3 separate regions of the Homo sapiens genome follow, and all the other regions are linked to region 3. Evidence: chromatin loops called from intact Hi-C (ENCODE). Cell type or tissue: heart right ventricle. All regions are shown on one strand. Links, peaks and the distances in the headings refer to the core of each region. The heading gives the core; the rest is flanking DNA. Region 1 has its middle 25 kb from the start of TMEM250. Region 2 has its middle 34 kb from the start of LHX3. Region 3 holds the start of LOC124902308 (a long non-coding RNA gene).

What was found. Peaks named below come from ENCODE experiments on the same cell type or tissue, not always from the same donor. Only the 100,000 strongest peaks of a DNase experiment are listed, where the experiment ranks them.
Region 1: it touches region 3 in a loop (5-fold over the local background); 77 of 110 quality-filtered maps call a loop at or near these places.
Region 2: it touches region 3 in a loop (13-fold over the local background); 62 of 110 quality-filtered maps call a loop at or near these places.

The regions. Positions count from the first base shown.
Region 1 is chr9:136,139,587-136,147,268 of GRCh38, reverse strand. No RefSeq gene overlaps it. Among named protein-coding and RNA genes, the nearest start is that of TMEM250, 25 kb to the right of the region's middle. RefSeq lists an enhancer at 1-469 and a silencer at 1,752-2,064. In heart right ventricle, for the core only: a CTCF peak has its summit at 3,823; no DNase peak of the experiment used is centred there; H3K27me3 peaks cover 1,826 bases.
Region 2 is chr9:136,167,116-136,174,797 of GRCh38, reverse strand. No RefSeq gene overlaps it. Among named protein-coding and RNA genes, the nearest start is that of LHX3, 34 kb to the left of the region's middle. RefSeq lists enhancers at 4,401-5,051, 5,052-5,703. In heart right ventricle, for the core only: a CTCF peak has its summit at 4,337 (motif pointing left); no DNase peak of the experiment used is centred there; H3K27me3 peaks cover 2,029 bases.
Region 3 is chr9:136,280,182-136,287,863 of GRCh38, reverse strand. It overlaps CCDC187 (coiled-coil domain containing 187), which reads left to right. Exons shown (of 26, transcript NM_001378188.1): 8 at 1,169-1,779; 9 at 2,258-2,351; 10 at 6,201-6,313. LOC124902308 (a long non-coding RNA gene) reads right to left here and starts at 4,621. Exons shown (of 2, transcript XR_007061862.1): 1 at 4,458-4,621; 2 at 544-1,040. RefSeq lists a silencer at 4,024-4,083. In heart right ventricle, for the core only: CTCF peaks have their summits at 3,761 and 3,960 (motif pointing right); DNase peaks (open chromatin) are centred at 3,963, 4,178 and 4,413; H3K4me3 peaks cover 681 bases; H3K27ac peaks cover 683 bases; H3K27me3 peaks cover 1,249 bases.

The DNA of each region.
Region 1 (7,682 bases), core at 2,463-4,962, 140 kb after region 3:
ACCCAGCTCACTGAGAGGCCTGGGGCTCAGCTCCTCCCTGCCCTCCTCGCAGCCAAGTTGGCACCTGCAGACCGGGTAACCTGAGCCACTCCTGTGCGCCGGTGCTGCTGCTTTTTTTAAGAAAAGAGGGAGCCCTCCCCTTCAATAATTGATGAAAGATATTAACAATTGAATCCTGGAGAACATCTGGCAGGTAGGGAGCTTCTCACCCGGTCAGCAGCAATCAGATTAAACCAGCTTTGAGAGGCAGGGGCACGCACCAGCTGGGTGGAAGTGGGGCCCGCCCTGGCCAGGCTCTGGGAGAGGAGCTCTGCCCACTCACGACTCCGTGGCCGGTGCCTCCTCCACACGGGGGTGGCCTGGGCCTGGGAACTTCATCAGCAAGGGGGGCTCTGCGGGTCCTGGAGCCAGCCTGGGCTCCTTTCTCCCATGGCGTGCGTGGACTCATACACACGGCCATGCACACACACATTGCACATATCACACATGTACGTATGCATTTGTGCACCCACATATCACATGTGCATGCTTAAACACTGTACCACATGCGTGCACATTTGCTTGCACAGGCATGTGCACTCACCACACAGCACACACGGGTTTGCACACAGCAGGTCGTGCATATACATGCTTACATGCGTGTGCACGTGCACGTGTGCGCACATACCACTCACCCATGCACTTGTGCACGTTTGCACATCACACACACACACATGCACAGATGCACACACACAAGCACATTCACACTGTGCACACACCACACACATGTCCACACTTCCTTACCTGCCACCTCTGCCCTGACTCTGGGGGCCCATTGGAGGCTCCAGGGACCTCAGGGACCTCTTTGGGCTCTGCTCAGAAAGTTCCTTTTGTGGCTCTGCCCTTGGAGGTGGAAAGAAGGACGGCGAAGCCGGAATGCCGGGGGTCCCGCCCAGGTCTTGCATCCTCGTTGTAGAAGCAGCAGCTCTTTCCTTCTAAGGCCTGAGTGAGGAGGGGGTCGGAGGTGCGGGCCTGGTGACCAGGGGTGGCTGCTGGGGCTGGAGTGGCAGCCGGACGGGTCCTCCGATGACTTTTCTTTCTTAGAACCACCTGAGTGTGGAGACAGGCATCGTCTATGAGGCGCTCCCTCAGGCCTCCTCGGGGTGGCTACTCTCAGGACTGAATGAGCTAAGCCTTTTCCCTCACTTTATACTGTTTAAGCCTCACAACCTGTCCTTATTCCATTTTACAGCTGAGAACACTGAGGCCAGGGGTAGGGAAGAACTTGCCCAGTGCTGCCCAGCTCCAAATCAGGTGGCCAGATGTCCACAGCCAAGTTCCCCAAGCCCTCCTGCCACCCACATCCTGACCCCAGGGCTCTGCTCCCCGACATAGTGATAACAGGGCTCCACCAGCCCCCAGGGTGCCGGGAAGCCAGGGCAGCTGGCAAGGTGCAGGTCTCCTGCCCTTCCCCGGCCCACTGGGGGCCCATCTGGATGGTGCTACTCCCTCAAGTAGATTCAGTCCAGCTCTGCCTGGAGGCCCCAAGGGCAGGCAGCCCGAGCAAGGGGCTTCCTAGCAGGTGAGGGAGGCCAAGGTCTCACCTATGGGCTGAGTTGGGGGGAGAGCATCTCAGGCTCCGGAACCTTCCAGGGATTGGGGACTGGGTCCAGGAGTGATGTCTGCAGAGAGGAAATGGAAGAGGATCCCAAAGCCAGGCAGCCCCCACTGCGTGGAGGACGAGGAAGGGGAGGAGGGGAGAGAGGAGTGGGTGGGTTTGCCCCTCCAGCCCCGGGAGCCTTGGGTGGGTGACGCATAAACAATTTCTGCCCGGAGCAGACGCTGTCTGGGAGCCTGGAACGGCACCCCTGCTTTCCCTGCCCCTCTCCAAGTCCCAGCCATGGGCCACTCACACATGTAGGTCACTCTTCAGTGGGTCCCATGGGACCCGTCCAGGTGCCAGCCTCCCAGCTCCTGTGATGGTGCCCCTTCCAGGTATGCCCCCCAAATGCCCTGCCCCCAACCAGAGTCAATGATTTCCTCCTTACAGAAACACAGCTGCAGAATCCCTCAATCGTGCTTAAGCTACTGGGCTTTGGAGGACGAGGACTCTTGGGCACATTGGCCTGCTGGAGGGTCTCTGCTGCCCTTGGCCTTGGCAGAGCTGCCTGGGCCTTCTGAGCAGGTGGGCCGCCAGGCCCTGAGCATTCCTGAGAACGCTGACCCCTGGGGAAATGGCGGGCAGAGAGGATCCGAGAGGCACGCGTCTGTGTCGCAACCAGGACTGGAGCCTGCATCTTTCCCACAGGTGCCTTCTGGGGCCTCAGTATTCCCATCTGTCCAGTGGGGCTGGAGTCCCCCAAACACCTTCTTACAAAATGCTTTTGTAATGCTCGATCCACACAGCATCCCCAGGACGTGGGGCGGCACTGGACTGGAGGTCCCGGGATTTTACCTCCTCCAGTCCTTGCCATTGTCCTGGCCTCCACAGTAGAGCTCAGGCCCGTTGTGTGGATGAGAAAATCAAGACCTGGGAGCAGAAGCCTCTTGCCTGACCTACTGTGTTTGTAAGTGGTGGGCTGGGCTGCAGAGCTGGACCCACAGGGCCCGGAGTGGGTGGCGGGTGACATGTGCTTGTGCTTCGGGGGAACCCAGGCAGAGCCGTTCCCAAGAGCTAAGTGTGGGGGGCCAAGGTCTTTGTCACCACCTCCCACAGCCGAAAGTCTAATGGTGAAACACTAATTTGCAAATAGCATCCAGCCCTCCGGCTGCTGGCCCAGACTTGGAGATGGAGCCGTGACCCAGCAGAGGGAAGTCTTGCGTTCCCCATTCCTTGGACGTGTCACCCTCTGCAGAGCGCACAGCCAGGGAGCCCATGTGGGTGGGTAGGACGTGGAGACTCTGCCCTGGACCCTGGCAGTGCCCTTCTCAACAGCCTCTCCACCCACCTGCCAGCCTCTCTCCAGACCTGCAGGAGATACCACCTCAGGGCCTGACCACGTGTGCACTGCAGAGCCGGCCAGGGGGCTGTTCCTGACTCCTCCAGGGGCCTAAGTGTCCCAGCAGTCAAATTCTGCCAGCCCAGAGGCATGGACCCAGTGCACCTAGGGGGAAACTGAGGCACAAGAAGATTAAATCATATGCTCTATGATCCTGCCCAAGTCAGGATGGGGTGACCAGGGTGTCCCTGGAGCTGCCTAAATGCTAGCAGGGAGAGGGGTGAGGTGGGGGGCTGGGCTGCAGAAATGGGTGGGCCTCCGGGGAGCAGGGATTCCAGCTGCTGGGGGCCAGTGCAATCCAGAGACTGGGCTGAGGGAGCAGGCGAAAAGCCCAGTGCCCCCTCCCCGGCATGCACAGGCTTCCCAGGCCAAGGTCAACCCAGACCCCCTGGAGGTAGCTGGGCTGGCCCCAGTGGGCACAGAAGTCCTGCTGTCCCTGTAACTGGTCCCAGCTGGTTTTAAAACCTTCCCAAGTGTGAGCAGTGGGGATGGGAACCCTCATCCTGGCTTCTTGGATGAATGCCATCAGGGTGAGGAGCTTGGGTTGGGCCTCTGGGGAGGGGCAATAAAGGGCTCCCTCCAGGGAGGCTGCAGGCCTGGCCTGGGGACCTCGGTGCAGGGGGTGGGGGTTCTTGCTGGTTCCTCACCCTCCCGGAAGCACAGGGGCAGATCCGGGAGGTCAAGGGAGGGCGAGGCCTCCACTCCCCACCCCGGCCCCCGGCCAGCTCTGCTCCTCCTCTCCCCCACTCCTGGGGGTCCTGTTGACTTGGAGGACTTGGATGGGGAGAACTGAGAGCCTTGAGTGTCCCTTGAGCGCCCCCTGGTTTCACAACCACAAGCCTGGAACCCTAGGAGGGCGGGAGACTTGTTCCAGGTCTCACGGGAAGAGGCAGAGCCAGGACTCCCTGTCCAGGACCTTGCCTCAGTTTCCCCTTCCACTGGATAAACTGGGGCCCCTGCCACCCCAGGACCTCTGGGAGACCTTGGGGATCGCAAAGGCAGCCGCCCTGGGCAGCCCGCAGGAGGGCACGGGAGGAGTGTCCCCCAGGCCATGGGGCACGGACTGACCTGTGGCCCAGCCCACCAGCCAGGAATGGGGACCGTCCTGGCGGCTTGGGCTGGGGGCCTCAGCACCTGCGTGCTCCGAGAGGTCCTCCACATCTGCATCCATGCCCAGGGTCGGGACCCCTCCTTGCCTCAGAGCCCGGCCAACCTCAGAGGCCGCCTGGGACACATGGAAACAGATGAATCATAAGTTTTAAATTTTTCCAGTTTTACAACCTGGAGACAGGCTTTTAAACAGCCTCACCAGCCAGAGGGTGGGGGTCTCGCTTTAGGAGGGACGCGGCCGCCCTGAGCAGGTGGGGTATGCTTGCCCCCACCCCCACCCAGGGATCCTTCCCGAGCCCCCGGGGAGCCTCTGGCCATGAGCGATGATGCGGAGAACCCAGGGGACTGTCCCTTCGGCTCGTAGAATAGGGATTCTGGCCCATGAGCATTGATCTCTCTGAGTTTTTAAAGGAAATTTTATTTGTTTGGGGTTTCTAGTCATTAAGTTAAAACCAGTAAAATAGAGCAAAATCAATACCTGTAGGACCCAGCACAACCAGTCTGCATTACGATGCTAAATAGGCTGAGTAAATGGTGAGCCAGGGTTAGGCTGGGGGAAGGGCCTGGCAAGTGTGGGAGCCTGGGGAGTGTGGGGAGGTTGGGGAGGGAGGGAGCCCCAGGAGGTGGAGAGGGAGCCCTGGGAGGGAGAGTGGGGTCCTGCGGGCTTCTCCTGAGCTCGAGGGGAGCTGCGAGGACTGCAGGGGCCAGTGCTGGTGGAGGCATCGGCTTTGGGGCAGAAATGGTGATCTCGAAGTCCAGAGGGTCTCAAGCCTCCCTGCTGCCCCTCACACCCTCTGCCCTTTGAACCCCAGAAGCATGCAGGGACCCTAAGCTCCCTGGATGTGCCAGCTCTGCAGAGGGTGCCGACTGCTCTAGGCCTTGCCTCCTTCTCAGTGATGCCTGACGTGGTAGTGGCAGGAGGAGGCCCTGCCCCGGGTAGGTGCTGCCAGCCTCCCACTGTGAGCCTGCCCTGGGCCCCGTCCCCACGAGTCTCCCAGAGGTGGCGTTGCTGTCCGGTCTGCAGGGAGGGCGGGCCCTGGGCTGTAGGCTTCTTGAGGCGGGCACTGGTCACAGCTGGGACTAGGTGAGAGCAGAATTAAGCTTTGGAGAATGGCTGGGACTGCAGTTGCTGCCTTGGAAAGCTCCAGAATGCTCTAGAAAGCTCGCTATGCTGCCAGGAGGCCAGAGCTGGGCAGGAGCTGAGGGTGAGCAGCCTCCGGGTTGGGGTGGGCAGAGACAAGGGAGCTCTGCCGGGGTGGGATGGGCTTAGCAGGGAAGGAAGCTGGCTCGCTGGCTCGGTGCTGGGCGCCATGAGTTTCCAGAAGCTTCTTGTCTTGGGGGAGCCACACGTGTGCCTCAGCCAATAGGGCCTGGCTGGAAAATCCACAGCTTCTGGTCTCTAGCGCTCAGCCCCTCACAAGATAGGGAATGACGGGGCAGGCGGCCTGCACTTAGCCTCTATATTTTATTTATTTATTTTGAATTTTTATTCATTTTTATTGCTTTTTGAGACGGAGTCCCCCTCTGTTGCCCAGGCTAGAGTGCGCAATCTCGGCTCACTGCAACCTCCGCCACCCAGGTTCAATCAATTCTCCTGCCTCAGCCTCCCGAGTAGCTGGGACTACAAGCATGCACCAACACGCCCAGTTAGTTTTTGTATTTTTAGTAAAGACAGGGTTTCGCCATGTTGGCTAGACTGGTCTCAAACTCCTGACCTCAGGTGATCAGCCCACCTCGGCCTCCCAAAGTGCTGGGATTACAGGTGTGAGCCACTGCACCCAGCTGACCTCTATATTTTAAATAATAGCTTTATTGAGATAGAACTCACATCGCATCCAATTTATCCAGTTAGAGCGTATGATTCAATGGCTTTCTGTATACTCACGGATGTGTGCAACTATCAACACAGTCAATTTTGGAACATTTTCTTCACTTCAGAAAGAAACCCCAGGAAATTCTGGCACGAGCTACGATGGGGACGTGCCTGGAGGATGTTGTGCTCAGGGAAAGCAGCCAGCCATGAAAAGGCAAGGCCTGCCTGATTCCTCCTCCGAGAGGCCCTGGAGACAGACAGCAGAGGCGTGTACGCCAGGGGCGGGGGGAGGGGGTGGGAACAGAGCTTCAGTTTGGAAAGAGGGAAAGCTGTGTCGATGGAGGAAGATGTTGTTTGCACAGCAACGTGAATGCACTTAATGCCACTGAGGCGTGCGGTTCAGAATCGTGAGGATGGAGTGATGGTTAATTTCATGTGTCAACTTGACTTGGCTGCTGGGTTCCCAGATATCTGTTCGAACATTTGGCTGGGTGCAGTGGCTCATGCCTGTAATGCCAACGCTTTGGGAGGCCGAGGCCAGAGGATCGCTTGAGCCCAGGAGTTTGAGACTAGCCTGGGCAACACAGTGAGACCCGGTCTCTACAAAAATAAATAAATTAGGCTGGCCACAATGGCTCACCCTGTAATTCCAGCACTTTGGGAGGTCGGGGCAGGTGGATGACTTGAGGCCAGGAGTTCGAGACCAGCCTGGCCAACATGGTTAAACCCCGCCTCTACTAAAAAATACAAAAATTAGCCGGGCCTGGTGGTGCACACCTGTAATCCCAGCTACTCGGGAGGCTGAGGCACGAGAATCACTTGAAGCTGGGAGGCGGAGGGTACAGTCAGCTGAGTTCGTGCCACTGCATTCCCGTCTGGGTGACAGAGTGAGACTCTGTCTCAAAAAATAAATAAATAATAAATAAGCTGGGCATGGTGGTGTGCACCTGTAGTCTCAGCTACTTGAGGCTGAGGTGGGAGGGACACATAAGCCCAGGAGTTCGAGGCTGCAGTGAGCCGAGATCACGCCACTCATTCCTTTTTTTTTTAGGCCCACATCACAGTTCCCTCAATAGATCTATTGTTTATCCACTCACCCATCCATGGGCCTTGGGGCTGTTTCCACATTTTGGCTTTTGTGAGTAACGCTGCTGTGGACATTCCTGTGCAAGTTCTTGCAGGTGCCTGCTTTCATTTTTTTGGGTTTGAACCCAGGAATTGGATTGCTTGGTCACATGGTAACTGTGCTTCAGAGTCTGAAGAACCACCAGAGTGTTTTCGCAAAGCTCAACCATTATTCCATTCTATTCTATTCTATTCTATTCTATTCTATTCTATTCTATTCTATTCTATTTTAATTTTTAGTCAAGTCTTGCTCTGTCACCCAGGCTGGAGTGCAGTGGCTCGATCTCAGCTCACTGCAACCTCTGCCTCCCAGGTTCAAGCAATTCTCCTGACTCAGCCTTCTGAGTAGCTGGAACTACAGGCATGCACCACTATGCCCAGCTCATTTTTGTATTTTTAGTAGAGACGGGCTTTCACCATGTTGGCCAGGCTGGTCTTGAACTCCTGACCTCAGGTGATCCACCCGCCTCAGCCTCCCAAAGTGCTGGGATTACAGGTGTGAGCCACCGCACTCAGCCCTTACCTCTATTCTATTGATTGATTGATTGATTTTTTTTTTTTTTTTTTTTTGGTAAGAGATAGAGTCTCACTCTGTCATCCAGGCTAGAGTACAGTGGTGTGATCACAGCTCACCACAGGCTTGAACTACTGGGTTC
Region 2 (7,682 bases), core at 3,069-5,568, 110 kb after region 3:
CTAGATACTCCAGACACCCCAGACACTCCAGACACCCCAGACACCCCAGATACTCAGACACCCCAGATACTCCAGACACCCCAGACACCCCAGATACTCCAGACACTCGACACCCTAGATACTCCAGACACCCCAGATACTCCAGACACCCCAGACACCCCAGATACTCCAGACACCCCAGACACTCCAGATACTCAGACACCCCAGATACTCCAGACACCCCAGACACCCCAGATACTCCAGACACCCCAGACACCCTAGATACTCCAGACACCCCAGATACTCCAGATACCCCAGACACCCCAGATACTCCAGACACCCCAGACACTCCAGATACTCAGACACCCCAGATACTCCAGACACCCCAGACACCCCAGATACTCCAGACACCCCAGACACCCTAGATACTCCAGACACCCCAGACACCCCAGATACTCCAGACACCCCAGACACTCGATACTCCAGACACCCCAGATACTCCAGACACCCCAGACACTCCAGACACCCCAGATACTCCAGACACTCCAGACACCCCAGACACCCTAGATACTCCAGACACTCCAGACACCCCAGATACTCCAGACACCCCAGATACTCCAGACACTCCAGACACCCCAGACACCCTAGATACTCCAGACACTCCAGACACCCCAGAGACTCCAGATACTCCAGACACCCCAGATACTCCAGACACCCCAGATACTCCAGACACCCCAGACACTTGCTCCTTTCTGAGTCTGCAGCCTCAGGGCCTTTGAGCCTGCTGTCTCCCAGCTGAACCCTCTTCTCCTCCTGCTCCCTGAGACCCTGCCCCAGGCCTCCCTGATGTGGGGTCAGTGCCTGTGACCTGCCTGGACCCCTTCTGTGTGGCCCACCTTGGGTGGAGTCACTCGAGCGTGCCGGGCCTGGGCTGTGGGGCCGGGTCCCATGGGGTCACAGTGGAAGATGCTGCGGCAGGGAAAGGGCTGAGGAGCTGAGCAGAGCTGCTGCAGATGGGAAGGCAGCGCTGGCTCGGGGGCGACAAGGAGCAGGGATGCGCGGCCTCGGCCACACACCCGGGTCTGTGTCAGGGTCTCCTGGGGCTGCTGTAACAGAGGTCTACAAACTAGGGGCTTAAAACAGCAGGACATGGATACTCTCCCCGTTCCGGAGGCCAGACAGGACATGGATCCTCTCCCCGTTCCGGAGGCCATAGTCGGAAACCAGGTGTCACAGGGACCCCTTTGAGGCTCCCTCCGAGGCTCCAGGGGGGATCCTTCCTGCCTCTTCCAGCTTCTGATGCCCCCGGCATTCCTTCGCTTGTGGCCGCATTGCTCCGTCTGTACCTCTGTCTTCACATGGCCCCTTCCTTCTGTGTCCCTCTGCCTTTCGAAGGGCACCTGCCATTAGATTTAGGTTTTACTCTAATCCAGGAGGATCTCATCTCAAAATGTTTATCTTAATCACCTCTTCAAAGACCTTTCCCAGATGTGGTCAACTCCCAGGATGCAGAGGGGCTAGGACTTGAACACACCTTTTCTGGGGGCACATCCAGCCCACTGCATCCTGGGTCTGCTGCTCCTGGGCTGACAGTGAGCTGGGGTGAAGCCCACTCCCCAGAGCCTCCAGGGTCTCACGTGTCCTCCCTCGGTGGAAAGTGGGCCGCAGCACTGTTGCCACTGTCACATGGGCCTCAGCTCTACTCTATGGGCCTCCTGCATGGGCCTCCAGGGAAGGCTCTAAGACTGTGGAATTCAGAGCAATTGCTGTCTCCAAGGAAGCCTGTAAAACTCTGGAATTCAGAGCAATTCCTCCTGACAGCCAGGTGGGCCAAGAACCTGGAGGACTCCAGGGGCGAACTGACAGCTGCATTTCCTGCTCTCCAAAGGGAAGCATTTTGTCCTCAGAGGGATGTCTCTAAGTGTCCACCAGGTGCACCTGTGCCCGGCTGCAGAGTAGCACCTGCTCCAGGTGAGTTTCGGGCTCTTTGAGCTGTCCAGGCCTCAGGAAACCACAGATGGGAGGAATGGATGATCTCGGTCTTCAGTAATGAACCCAGCAGGGTTCACGGCCGCCTCTCCTGTTATCCGAGGGGGCTGGAGGCAGTGCCTGTGTCTGCCCCAGCCCATGGCCTGACAGGCCACGCTGGCCGCTCACCTGCACCTCCTGGGGTGCGTCAGGCGCTGGGTGTGAGCAGTGGAGTGAAAAACCTGCTCAGCCACAGCGCGTCGACCTCACCAGGGCTGCGGCACACCAGAAAGAAGGACTTCCACCCCTGCCCTGACCCACACACTCTTTGCAAGTTCAGAGGCTACCTGGTCACTATGGAGCAAGGCCAGGCCGACACCTCAATGGCCTCCCTCCCCACAGTGCCAGCCCTCAATGGCCTCCCTCCCCACAGTGCCAGCGTATATGCGAGGGTCCCATCCCCGACTCGCACACCCTCAGGCTTATACATGGGGCTCCCTCATCAGACACTGTTATCAACGACCACAGAGCCCCAAGAGAAGCAGGGACCCCAGACATCTTAGCGGATTCTTATAACGATCTGTTCCCTGGGACACCAGCCCCATTTACAGATGAGTAAACTGAGCCTCTTGGGGTGATGCCACTTGCTAGAACTGCTCACACAGCAACAGGGGAGTCAGGACCAAGGCCACGCCAAGGGCCTTGATGTCAAAGGCTGTGCTTCTCCCTCTCACCCTGTCTCTCACACCCAGCACAGTGGGAGCCCCTGGAGTGTCCAACATCTCCTCCGAGACCACTGCCAGCCTCCTCAGAACAGCCTCTGAAGCTCAGACTGGGAGGCAGATTCCAGAGGTCCCCTGAGCACCCCTCACAACGGGAAGGGACCACCCTCTGCCCAGCTGTGGCTCTGTCCCAGGGCAGGGGTGGGGCCCATGGGCCCTGTTGCAGCCATGGTGAGGCTCTGCCAAGAACCTTGGGTGCCAATCCATGGGCTGGGAGCTTTCTCGTTGACCAGGGAGGCAGGCCAGTCCAAGGGGCTCCTGGGTGGTGTCAAATTGCATGGAATGGAAATTAGACCTCAAGCAGCCTCTGCCTCTGAGACGGGAGATTCTTTGTTTGCTCTTAGTGGGTAAATTCCAGCCCCTTGGCCTCTCCCCTGCGATTCTGCTGACTTAATTTGGGCTTTTGTCTGGGGCGGCCCCCGGAGGGGATTACCCGAGGGTCCTATTACAGTTCCCAAGTCTGGCCCTGCTAATGAGTTCAGGGGCAGGTGGCAAGGTGAGCTCCAGGGTGTTTCCATGTCACCCTGGGAACAGCATCTGCAGGGCTTGGCCCAGGTGCTGAGAGCGCTTCCTGGGTGCCGGCTGAGCAGACACAGGGCTGGGTTGGCCATGGCCAGGAGAGCCAGGTGACCACACAGGCAGTGCCCCTGGGTTACAGGGCTGACAGACCAGCAGACAGGCGGGCAAACAAGCCACATACCAGGAAGAGACTTTGACCTGGTTATGAGGGCTCTGAAGAAAAGGAGGTGGGAAGAGACGAGAGAGGGCCTGTCTGGGGCAGAGACGTGGGCCAGGGAGGGCCTCCCCTGGGTGGGGGACATTTAAACGGAAGCTTTGATGCCTCACTGGAACCACCCCTGTGTGGGTCACTGAAGAGGCCTTGCAGCCACAGAACACAGCAAGTGCTAAGGCCCTGAGGCTGGCAGGAGCCGTCGTGCCCAGGAGTGGGAAGGAGGCTGCCACATGGAGGAGACAGAGGCGCCCAGAACACAGGGGGATGGGTGGGAGCTGGCGGGAGAGGACAGGGTCTGAGGCTCGGTGGGGACCTAAGTAGAAGGGGCTAGGCAGGGAGTGACCTCATCTGATTGGCTGTGTCACCCAGGCCCGTGGGGAAGATGGATGGGGCAGAAAGGGGCATCCACAGGATCTGCAGGGGTCCCAGGGCCATGTCAGCATGGGGCCACCAGGTGGGAGGGGAGCTGCCCTGGGGCCAGTGTGGGGTCCTCTGTGGCTGACCAGAGGGTGGGCGGGCAGCCTCTGCAATGAGATGGGGCTGTAGGGTATGCCTGAGCCCAGGTGCCAGCCAGGGGGCAGCACAGGCCCCCAGCGATGGGGGGACTGGGCTGCGCCAGGTGGGCTCCACTTCACAGAAGAGGAAACGGAGGGTCAGGGAGGGTCAGAGGCAGTGCCCTGGTGACACAGCAGGGGGGCCCAGCCAGGATCAAACCCCTGCCCGGGATGCCAACCTGCCCTAGTGACCACCAGTGCTGGGGCCCACCTCTCTGGGGGTTCCCGATCTGGGTTGGCACCCCTGCCCCTGCTGGGTCTACAGAGGGGAGCTCAGCCCGGGCACAGCCGGGTCCCCCATCGCTGGGCGGCCTCTACTGCCCCCTGGCTGCCACTCTGGCCCAAGCAGCATCAACTCGACCAACTATAACCTCGAGACTGTCTGGGCCCAACCTGGGATTTTGCAAACAGGTTCACCAAATTGTCAATTAAGTGAAAATCAATCTCCAGCCATTCATCACAGGCTGCTGGGGCCGCGCACAGGCCGCCATCGATCGGGGCCCCTGGGGAGCGATTGAGGCCAAGTGCAGCCCACATCTGCTGCATCAGGGCAGACGCCACGATCCATCATCCCAAACAGCCGAGGCGCCCACCCGGGGGCCCGGGCTTGCCCAGGAGGGAGGGCGGGTGGAAGGGGCACAGCGCCCTTGGAACCTTTCAATGCTCTGGCCACAGTGCCGGATCCCTGAAAGCCCCTTCCCTCTCCATCAGGCCCCATGGCCCTGTCCTCCCCGTCTCACCCAGCCCTTCTCCCAGTGACAGGGGTGGGGGCACTCTGAGGTCTCTCTATGAAGGGCCATTGCTCTGACGCCGTGGCAGGGGCTGGGGGAAGCAAGGTGGAGGAATCTGGTCCTCTCCCCGTCCTCAGCCTCCCCTCTCTGTTTGACCTTTCGGGAGAGCCCCCTCTGCCTGGCTGTGCACACTGGGCACCCTGACCTCTCTTCTCTTTCACTATTGTTTGTCCCCTCCTCTCCCAACCTGGCACAAGGCTGTGAGCCTGCAAGGCACCTTAAATGCACTGGGCCGAGCTTCAGGGCCTCCCCCTCTGTGAGGTCAAAGTCCAGTGAGGCCCCATCTAGGGTGTCAGTGCCCAGACAGCAGGGCTGGGATGCTCCCCCGAGGACAGAGCACTCCTCCATAACTTCCGCAAGAGTCCCTGCACATGCGGGGAAAACGGCCCAGAAATGCCCAGATTTCCAGAATTTCTTTGCAGTGGAGCCTGCAGCTTGTCACTTTGATGCCCTCCTGCAGACAGCCCCCCAGGCCCCTCATGCAGGGGCTCCACCAGCTCAGACTTCTGGACCCTCCCCGCAGGCTTTCAGGGGCTGAACATAGGGCTGGGACGTGCCATCAGTCCCGTGTGGGCTGTAGCCCAGTAAGCTGATGGAGCCTCGGGGAGAAGGGCCCCTTCTGAGCACCAGGTCTAGGGCTGACTGGCCACCTGGGTGTCCTCGTTGGACAGAAGAGGACGTGGAGGGGAGAGCTTCCAGCCCCTCTTCCTGGGCTTCATTGAGGTGGAGACCAGCAAGGGCTGGTCACTGCCAGCGTCCCCTCCTCTCCTTGCCCCCTCCTTGGCCACAGGAGTCCAGCTGGACATGAGGGCTGTTCCACGAGAGCCAGAAAGCAGCAGGGTCACATGGGACAAGGGCCTTCAAAGTGTTGAGACCTGCCGACCTTCCAGTTGCACTTCTGGGGTCAATTCACGCCAGCCATCTGGCCTACGTGGCTCAGACACTGCAGAAGGAGGCAGAGAGGACAAGCTGCCCGACCCTCATGGTGCTAAGGCAATTGTCATCAGTCTGAGGGCGAGAAAAGCCTTTTGCGTGAAGGCATCCTGGGAGCATCATTCATTCATTCATCAAGAAATAGTTATTAAACCCTTAAGGGACTGTTGCTTCCAATCATGATGAAATAACAGGGGCTGCATTTGCTCTCGTGCTAAGATGTACAGAATACACGGTTTTCTGACACCGAAAGCCAGGCGGCATAGTACAGTGATCCCTGAGAGATGGGAAGCGAGGGAGGCAGCCCTACAGTGGCTCCAGCTCACTGCCAGGCCTCAAGGTAGGAAGGGGAAACCCAAAGAGAGTCCCCATTCCTGCAAGTTGACAAAACAAAGTTGAAAAGTTGGGGAGACCAGGACAAAGAGCCGGAGGGGAGAGAGCTGGGTGAAAGGAGAGAGTTGTACAGAGAGAGGGAGAGCTCCAGAGACCGGCAGGGGGGTCCCCTCCGCTCAGCAGCCGAGGACTGACCAGCCCATGCATGTGAGGACACCACCCGAGGCTGGGAAAGGACCACAGGGGAGTCGCAGAGGGAGCAGTCCTTGTAACTATATGGGGCTGAGAGTAGTTCATGCCGCCATCAGCCACAGTGAAAAGACCCCATAACACATGGGGTATCGGGTGGAGTACCCTGCAGGGTATTGTTTTAGGACAGGGGCAAAATTAGCCCTGAACAGAAGGTGCTCTAGTCTAACATGATAACAACACTCAAGGTCGAGCCTCCGAAGGATCAAACCCTTTCCAGTAATTTAACAATGGGTGAAACAAAGCTCAAGAATATTTACAGGAATACGGCCGGGCGCGGTGGCTCACGCCTGTAATCCCGGCACTTTGGGAGGCCGAGGCGGGTGGATCACGAGGTCAGGAGATCAAGACCATCCTGGCTAACACGGTGAAACCCCGTCTCTACTAAAAATACAAAAAAAATTAGCCAGGCGTGGTGGCGGGCACCTGTAGTCCCAGCTACTCAGGAGGCTGAGGCAGGAGAATGGCGTGAACCCGGGAGGTGGAGCTTGCAGTGAGCCGAGATCGCACCACTGCACTCCAGCCTGGGCGACAGAGTGAGACTCTATCTCAAAAAAAAAAAAAAATATTTATAGGAATACAAAAGTATCCAGCACACAACAAGATACAATTCACTGCCGGGCGCGGTGGCTCACATCTGTAATCCCAGCACTTTGGGAGGCCAAGGTGGGTGGATCACAAGGTCAGAAGATGGAGACCATCCTGGCTAACACGGTGAAACTCCGTCTCTACTAAAAATACAAAAAATTAGCTGGGCGTGGTGGTGGGCACCTGTAATCCCAGCTACTCAGGAGGCTGAGGCAGGAGAATGGCTCAAACCCGGGAGGCGGAGGTTGCAGTGAGCCGAAACTGTGCCACTGCACTCCAGCCTGGGCGACAGAGCGAGACTCAGTCTCAAAAAAAAAAAAAAAAAAAAAAGATACAATTCGCAATGTCTGGCATCCAAACAAAAATGATCAGGCCTGGAAAGCAGCAGGAGAAAAAGAACCCATCCTGAGATCAACCAATACAATTACTCAGAATGGCACAGATGAGCGGGTTCATCAGGGACATTAAGCTGTTCATATAGCCACGTTCCGTAGGTTCAAGAAGGCAGAGGGAAGATGGAGCATGTTAAAGACAGACATGGAAGACTTCAATCAAATTCTTTTTTTGTTTTTTTTTTGTTTGTTTGTTTTTTGAGACAGAGTCTTGCTCTGTCGCCCAGGCTGAAGTGCAGGGGTGCAATCTTGGCTCACTGCAACCTCTGCCTCCTGGGTTCAAGCGATTCTCCTGTCTCGGCCTCCCGAGTAGCTGGGACTACAGGCGCCCGCCACCACACCCAACTAATTTTTGTATTTTTGGTAGAGACAGGGTTTCA
Region 3 (7,682 bases), core at 2,679-5,178:
CTTCATCTTCCCAAACTGACACTCTGTCCCCATGAAACACTAACTCTCCATCTCCTCCCCAGCCCTTGGCAGCCACCATTCTACTTCCTGTCTCTATGGATTTGCCTGTCCCAGGACCCTCACGTGAGCAGGAACACGCCATGCTTGTCCTTTTTGTTACTGAAACACCAGGGGTTTGGTCTCAGTCTTGCTGCTTGCCACACAGAAGGCCAATCGCGGAGACAATGAGTATTGCCAGGGAAGAGGCTTTAATTGGGTGCCGCAGCCGAGGAGGTGGGGGCTCAGTCTCAAATCCAACTCCCTGACTGACTAAAGTTGGGGTCTTGCGTATCAGGGAAGGAATGCAGCTCCGTGCAGGAAACGGGAACTAGGGAAGGGTAAGGAAGCAAGCGTGATGAACGAGGACTCTGGCGTCTCATTGTCCAGTTGCGGTGATCTGGTGCGTTTCAGCTCCTTGATTCTATGTGGGAGGCCTGATGGTAGGTTTCCTGAGAAAGGAACTCAGGTAAGACAAATGAAACTTTCTCACATGTTAAGACCGGCCAGGCTCATTTCTATGTTTATTCAAAAGAAACCATGAACGTGAGTTCCAGGGGACCATCGGGCCAGTTTCATTTTGTGGCTGGCTGACTTATTCTACCAAGGGTGATGTTGTAGCCTGCGTCGGAATGTCCTTCCATTTCAGGGCTGAATACTATTCCGCCGTGTCGGTGGACCTCATTTTGCTTCTCCGTTCGTCCCTCGATGGACACTGGGTGGTTTCCACCTTTTGGCTGTTGTGAATAAGGCTGCTGTGAACATGGGTGATGTCTTTGAGACTCTGACTTCAGCTCTTCTGGGTGCGTGGCCAGAGGCAGACTTGCCAGACCCGTGGTTGTTCTATGTTTGACCAAACTGCCTCTGGCCACAGCAGGACGGTTTTACACCCCACCGGCAGTGCCCGGGATCCAGTTCCTCTGCCCCCTCGCTCACGCCTGGCCCTGTTCTTTGCGGCAGCTGTGTGGTCTGTTGTGTGGATACCGTCACCGCTTCCCTGGTCCCTGCGGACAGACACTGGGTCCGTCACAGACGCTGCTGTGACGCTCACACCTGCAAAACACGCGTGCTTTCCGTGCCCTGCTGGGGCGACCGAGCCTGAGCTGATCTGTCCACGTCTCTCTTCCTGCAGCTTCTGCCTGTGTTTGAACAGAGCCTGGAACCATGCTGAGACCCTAGATCCCCCAGGGATGGGGGGCCCCCAAGATGGCCGGGATGCCCCCGTGCTGCTGTCAGCTTCACCCTCTCTGGGATCCCTGGAGCTCCAGGACCTGACCACCCGCTACCTACCCCGGGGGATGTGCATCTACCTGGACCCAAAGGAGGCTGAGCACCTGGGCACTTCCAGCTCCCTGCACCTCCGGCATAAGCAGGCGCAGCTGCAGGCGCTAGAGACCACAGCCAAAGTCCTCAAGCAGCGGGTCGATAGCCTCACCGCCAAGCTGCAGGGTGCCGAAGCGCTGGACACCGTCAGGGACCCAGCTGTGGGCCTGCTGCGCTCGTGCCCCCACAGCCTACCTGCCGCCCCCACGCTCGCCACCCCCACGCTTGCCACCCCAGCCTGCCCTGGAGCCTTGGGGCCCAACTGGGGCAGAGGGGCACCTGGGGAGTGGGTGAGCATGCAGCCCCAGCCCCTTCTGCCCCCGACCTACTTCCTGGACGGCGAGACACTGTCGTGGGGCCCCAGCTGGGAGCAACAGCAGAGTGTGAGCCCGAGGGCCCACTGCGAGAGCAAGCCCCGAGGTAGGCCGGCACCCGGGACACGGTGACCGCTGGGTGGCCAGGGGGTCCTGTGGGCTGGGAGGAATGGGGACCCCATTTTCTCTCTGAGCCTTGGTTTCCTTTCTGGAAAGGGGGCTAGGAGGACAACAGTCCAGGGGGTCTGAGCAGCATAGTGTACGTGGGCTTTCCCACGTGGCATGTGGTGTGTGTGGGCTCATCCTTGTGGGATGTGTGAGCTCTCCTGTGTGGCACATGGCACCCGCAGCAGCTATTGCTCCTGTCTTGTTCTCTGGCCAGAAGGGTGAGGCCGCTCCAGTGGCTCCTTCCCTGCTGCCTCCCTGCCCTTCCTCCAGCAGAGAGGCCTGAGGGCCAGGGAGGCTGCCACACCCCCACCCCTGTCAGGTGTGTCTCAGGCTCCTCTCCTGCTGTGATGGCTTGGGTCCCCCGTCCCGTGCTCCCGGCTGACCAGGGAGTGAAGCCAGGTGCCCTCTTCTCCAAGGTTTTCCAGAGGAGGGACACGTGGACGTGAAACCAGACAAAAGGCTGCAGAGAGGCGTGGCCCCCTTCCAGGCCCTCAGCCCCTCTGCGGGGAGGTAAGACCACCTGCCCACCTGCCCACCTGCCCACCTGCCCACCTGCCCGCCTGCCCACCTGCCCACCTGCCCACCTGCCCACCTGCCCGCCCACGCTCACGGGCTGCCTCTCACTTCACCCCCATGTGTCCCCGTCATGCTGGTCCAGAGGCTGCGGCCAGGGACCCGGAGCAGGTGGTGCTGGCTCGGACGCTGGCCGGGGCAGGGAAGCCCCGCGTCAGACACTCCCCCCACGAATGCCCCCTGAACTGGCTGCGGGCCTCGGGGACGCCACTGGTGCAGCTCCCTCTTGCCTGCTGCTCCAGACTGAGTGCAGGGACAGTGACTCGGGTGGTCCTTGCCATCCGGGCCCGGCGACCCCACCTGAGCTCTCAGGGCTGCCTGTCCATGGAGCCTCACACACCTGGCTCCCATCCCCAGCACGGGCTGCAGCCTCCTCTGGGGCCATGTCACACAGGTACATCTGAAGCCCCTTCCCGGGGACACTGTGCCTGTCCCGCGCCCCCAGGCCCCTCTCAGCCCAACTCCCTCCCCCTGGGGGAGCATCTGCCCTACCCCAGCGCCTGCAGCCCCAGTGAGCCCCAGGCTGAAGCGGAGCCCAGCAGGCTTGGTCCATGGGGGCTTTGCAGGTGGAAACTGAGTTAGATGCTCGTGACAGAGGTTGCAGTGCACGAGGCGGCCGCTCCCTCCCGAGCACCTAAGCCTCAGCAGCAGCTGTGGCCTTGAGTCCCTCCTGGGGATTTGTGAACACGTTTGGATCTCCTCTCCTGAAAAAACCCCCTCCACACCTGCCCCCCACCAAAAATCTTCCTCCGAGCCCACCACCTGCCCAGCCGGCCTCTCGCTCTTGCTGGTGTGGGCCGGGATCCCTGTCCAGGGCCTCCTGGCCAGCAGTGCCCTCCTGGTCCCCGCGGCTCCCTGCACACCGCATACTGCCAGGCGTTCTTGGGCCACTCCCGGCCACTCTCACCCCTCTGTCCTTGACGGAAGCACCCTGGATGAGGGACCCCGGCCTGACCTGAGCAGCTGCTTCCCAGGCAGCCCCGGAACCCGGGCTCGAAAACTCAGCACCACGGGCGGGGCAAGCAGGAGGCCAGGCCGGCGGCGGTCTCTCGGGAAAGCTCTGTGCACCCTCAATGCGTGGCCAGGTCCACCAGGGACACCTAGACGTGGGCTCCCCAGACATCAGGGCCTGGGTCATGCCACCCACCTCCACCAAGCTGTCTTCTGCTGGGTGGCCGAGGGCATGAGGGCAGACACCACGTGTAGCCCTAGGGTGGCAGTGGGCACTGCAGCAGAGGGGCTGTTGCCCAGAGTCCACATGTGGGGGAAGGAGGCGCCCTCTCCCGAAGCCCAGCCTTCCCTCCTTTCCCTGCCCCTCCCCTCCCCTCTCCTCCTGCTGGGACATTTCCTGGCCCGAGGTCTCCCCTGCCCATCCTTCCTAGGAAACCCCACCAGCTTCCTCTCCTGAAGCCCCCTTTGCCCTCAGGGGATGGCGGGCTTGGTGCCTGCGCCAGGGCCTTTGGGTTGTGCCCCATCTCACTCCCAACCCCACCTGCTGCCCAGGCCCAGTCCGGCCCATGGAACTGAGCCATTGTGACCAGAAGAGGGCAGCATCGGGCCAGACCTCGCCTCTGTCGCCTGCAATGCCCAGGACGACTTCTGCCCAGCCCTTGAGAAGGGGTGGGAGGCAGAGGCGGAGGCAGTGAGAATTTTTGAAAAGGTTAATTTCAGTGCCCCGGGCTCCCGGGGGACCAGCTAGATCTGTCCCCAGGGCCAGACCCAGGCTGAGGTCTCAGCGTTCCTGGCACAGCCTGGGTGCAGCCAGAGGGGCAGAGGTGCGGCCAGGGCTCCCTGTGGCAATGGCACCCAGACATTCCCATCAGGGCTGGGCACTGGACTGTGCCCTCCACCCCCACAGCCCTGCCGAGGCGGCAGAGAGACAGCAGGAGGCGGAATCATATTCATGAACCGTGGCCCGGAGGGACCCGGGCTGGTGGAGAGCAGGGATTAGGGAGAGGCTCAGAGGCTCGCTGGGCCCTGCCAAGGCTTCCGCCGCTGCTCGGGCAGCCAGGAAAGGGGCCTGGCCTGTCCGTTGCCACTCACCACTTGAGGGGCTGGAGCTTCAGGGCTGGCGCACACAGCCTCTGCTGGTTCCACCTGCTGCCATCTGGTGCGTTTCCCACGCTGAGCCTCTCGGGTGCCCCAGATCCCGGCCGCCTCTCAGACTGGTTTCTTTTTTGTTTTGTTTTGTTTTTATTTTTGAGATGGAGTCTTGCTCTGTCGCCGAGGCTGGAGTGCAATGGCTTGATCTCAGCTTGCTGCAACCTCCGCCTCCCAAGTTCAAGCGATTCTCCCGCCTCAGCCTCCCCAGCAGCTGGGATTACAGGCACCCGCCACCACGCCCAGCTAATTTTTGTATTTTTAGTAGAGACGGGGTTTCACCATATTGGCCAGGCTGGTCTCGAACTCCTGACCTTGTGATCTGCCCACCTCAGCCTCCCAAAGTGCTGGGATTACAGGCGTGAGCCACTGTGCCCGGCCTCAGACTGATTTCTGAGTTGGGGTGAGTCTGTCCCCTCTGTCCCATGGGAGCCCAGCACTCAGTGGTGGAGGCACTGGGGCTTCTAGCCACCCAGCCCGGGTTCCAGAACACTTCTCCAGGCCTGTGCTCCCAGGTGCCATGCAGCCCCTCACGGCCTGGGCACACGTCCAGCTCCCCTGCAGCACCAGGAATGCGGGCGGGGGTTGGGAGGTGGGTCACCACCATGACCAGACCCTGCACAGCTCCTGCCCACAGCAGGTGTGAGACAAACACCTGTGGGCCCTGCGGGCTGCTGAGGGAGGGCGTGTCTACCCCCTGCCTAACAACCCCTGGGCCACAGGTGTGGGCAGCATCTTCAGCCACTCCAGTGGGTTCTGGGTCACTGTGTACCAGGAAGCACAGATGGGGGCCCTGATAAGAAATGCGAAGTGAGGTGAGCCGTGCTCACAGATGCAGGCTCAGCACATGCCCCGCCCACATGCCCCGGATGCAGGCTCAGCACATGCTCCGCCCACAAACCCGTCTCTCTGTGCACCCCAAAGACCCCTCATCCCAGTAGCACTGCCTCCCCGTGCCTGGTAGCTCTCCCTCACCACTTGGCCACCTCTGGGAGAAAGGTCAGTGGCCACACCTGGCTCCTGGCTCTGTCAGCCTTGCGTGCTGGCCAGCTTGAGTGGGGGCAGGTGTGTGGGTCCAGTTGTACCTGCCTCCATGGTCACAGCCCGGGTGCTCCCCAGATAGGTTGCCCTGCAGTCTCCAGTGCCAGCCTTGAGCAGTGGGGTGAGGGTCACAGCTGATGCGTGACCCCGTTCCGCTCTGGGCCTGGTGGGCAGTGCCCTTAGTAGATGGTAGAGATGGTCCCGATGACCACGCTGGCTGGGAAGACTCTGATCTTGGCCCTGGGGACCAACGGTGGCCACGGAAGCTGACCGTGCACACCCCTGTTCCCCCTGGGGTCCGAGTGCAGAGCTCCGAGCAGCCAGGCTTGGCGCCAACGCTTCCCAGATGTGGGCTGGTGGCTTCACCTCAGCCCACGCCACCACGCTGGGACGCATGCTCAGGCCCCACCCACTCACCCCTGCCTCCCGCTCACCCCTGCCTCCTGGCTCCCAGGCCTCAGGCCCTTCCCCCGCCAGGCTTTTGGCCCTTGGGTCCCACCCTGGGCACACTGTTGGGGGTCTGAGAGCTGCTCCAGGCCACGGGAGCCCAGGTTCCTGCTCAATGAGGGGCTGTCCCCCGGATCTCCCTGCCTCCTGTCTCCTCCACGGGCCTGGCCCTGCCACACGTGTGCCTGTGTCTTCCAGCTCATATGCGGGCCCAGCCACGCTGCACCCTATCTGGGGCTCCCTGGGACTGGAGGAGACGCCGTCGGTCGGAGGGGCAGATTCTGTGGCGCCCTGCACCCCCCGGAGCTGCGGTAAGGGCGACCCTGCGGACAGGCCCTGGGCTGGCTGGTCGGGTGGCCGGGGCATCCACCGAGAACACCTTCCACTGCCTAGCACTCGAGCTTGGCCCTACGGGGTAGAGAAATCCTTTTCCACGTGGAGAGCATCCACGCCTCGTTATTAAAGGTTTTAGAGGCTTTCGGGACCCTCTGCGTGCTCTGTGCTCACCACACCTGCAGTGATGGGCCCTCGGTGGATGAGACCCACGTGCTTATTTCATGACAGCCATGCCCCGTGCCGCTGTGCCCAGCCCACCTCCTAGGGCGCTTCCTTACAGTCCCATCAGCTCGGATTCGACTTTTTCTTCTGCTACTGAGTGTTTTCATCCGGGGTTTCCAACGAGCAGTGCCCACTGCCTGGTGCCCAAGGGACCCAGCAGCTGCTGAAGCCCTGGGCTTGAGGGCCTCGTGCTGGCGTGGGCTGCGCTGTAGGACCCTCCTGGCTGGGGGGCTTGGCAGGGCAGCTGGAGGGGCTGGTGCAGCCATGGGAACTGAGTGTGGACTCAGAAGTGGGGGACCCCCGTTTGCCGCTTCATCATTGTCTGTTGATTTTCTTCAAAAGAACAGGTTTTGAGCATTGGAGTAAAACACATTCATGTCTGGCTGGGGGAGAGATGGTGGGAGGGTGCATTCTGAGTGAATGGGGGCCCCCATCCAACCCCTAACCCTGGACCACCACCCCAGAGCAGCCCCAGATACAACCTGCACCCTCCTTGGCTGGCAGCGGGGAGGCCTGAGGAAGGCCTGGGGGAGTGGGCGGAGCCCCAGGTGTTCCTGCTGCAGGGCCAGTGCCAGGGGGAGGAGAAGGGTTCCAGTCCTGGTCTGGGTTCAAAGCCTTGGGCTGGAGCCCTCCTGGAGTCTGCTTCCCGGCTGTGGGGCTTGGGAGTGCTCATCGGGTCCTCCCCAACTGATAGCATCCACCCAGGGCCCTGGAGCCACACCTGGCAGCTTCAGGGAAGCTGTTCTCTGTGGACCAGCAGAGAGGGTCCTGTGTGTGTGTGCACGTGCATGTGTGTGTGCATGCTTGCTTGTGTGTATGGAGGGGAGGGCTTGTCGGGCTCACACCTGAAGCCCTCTGAGGGAGGAAGGGTCTGCGTCTTCCCCACCCCGGCCCCTCCCCTGGGAGACTCTCCCAGTCTCCAGGGTGTGGGAGCCTCTGCAGCCCTGGTATGCACCTGCCCCTTCCTTCCACACACACCCTCTGAGCATCACTGCCTGCCTGGCACTGAGAGAGCAGGCCCCGGCCCTTACAGTGCCTGTGTTTCAGGGCAAGTGGGCAGTAAGAAGATGAGCAAGTGAGGATACACAGTGTGTGGGATCTGAGGCATGAGTGCCAAGGGGA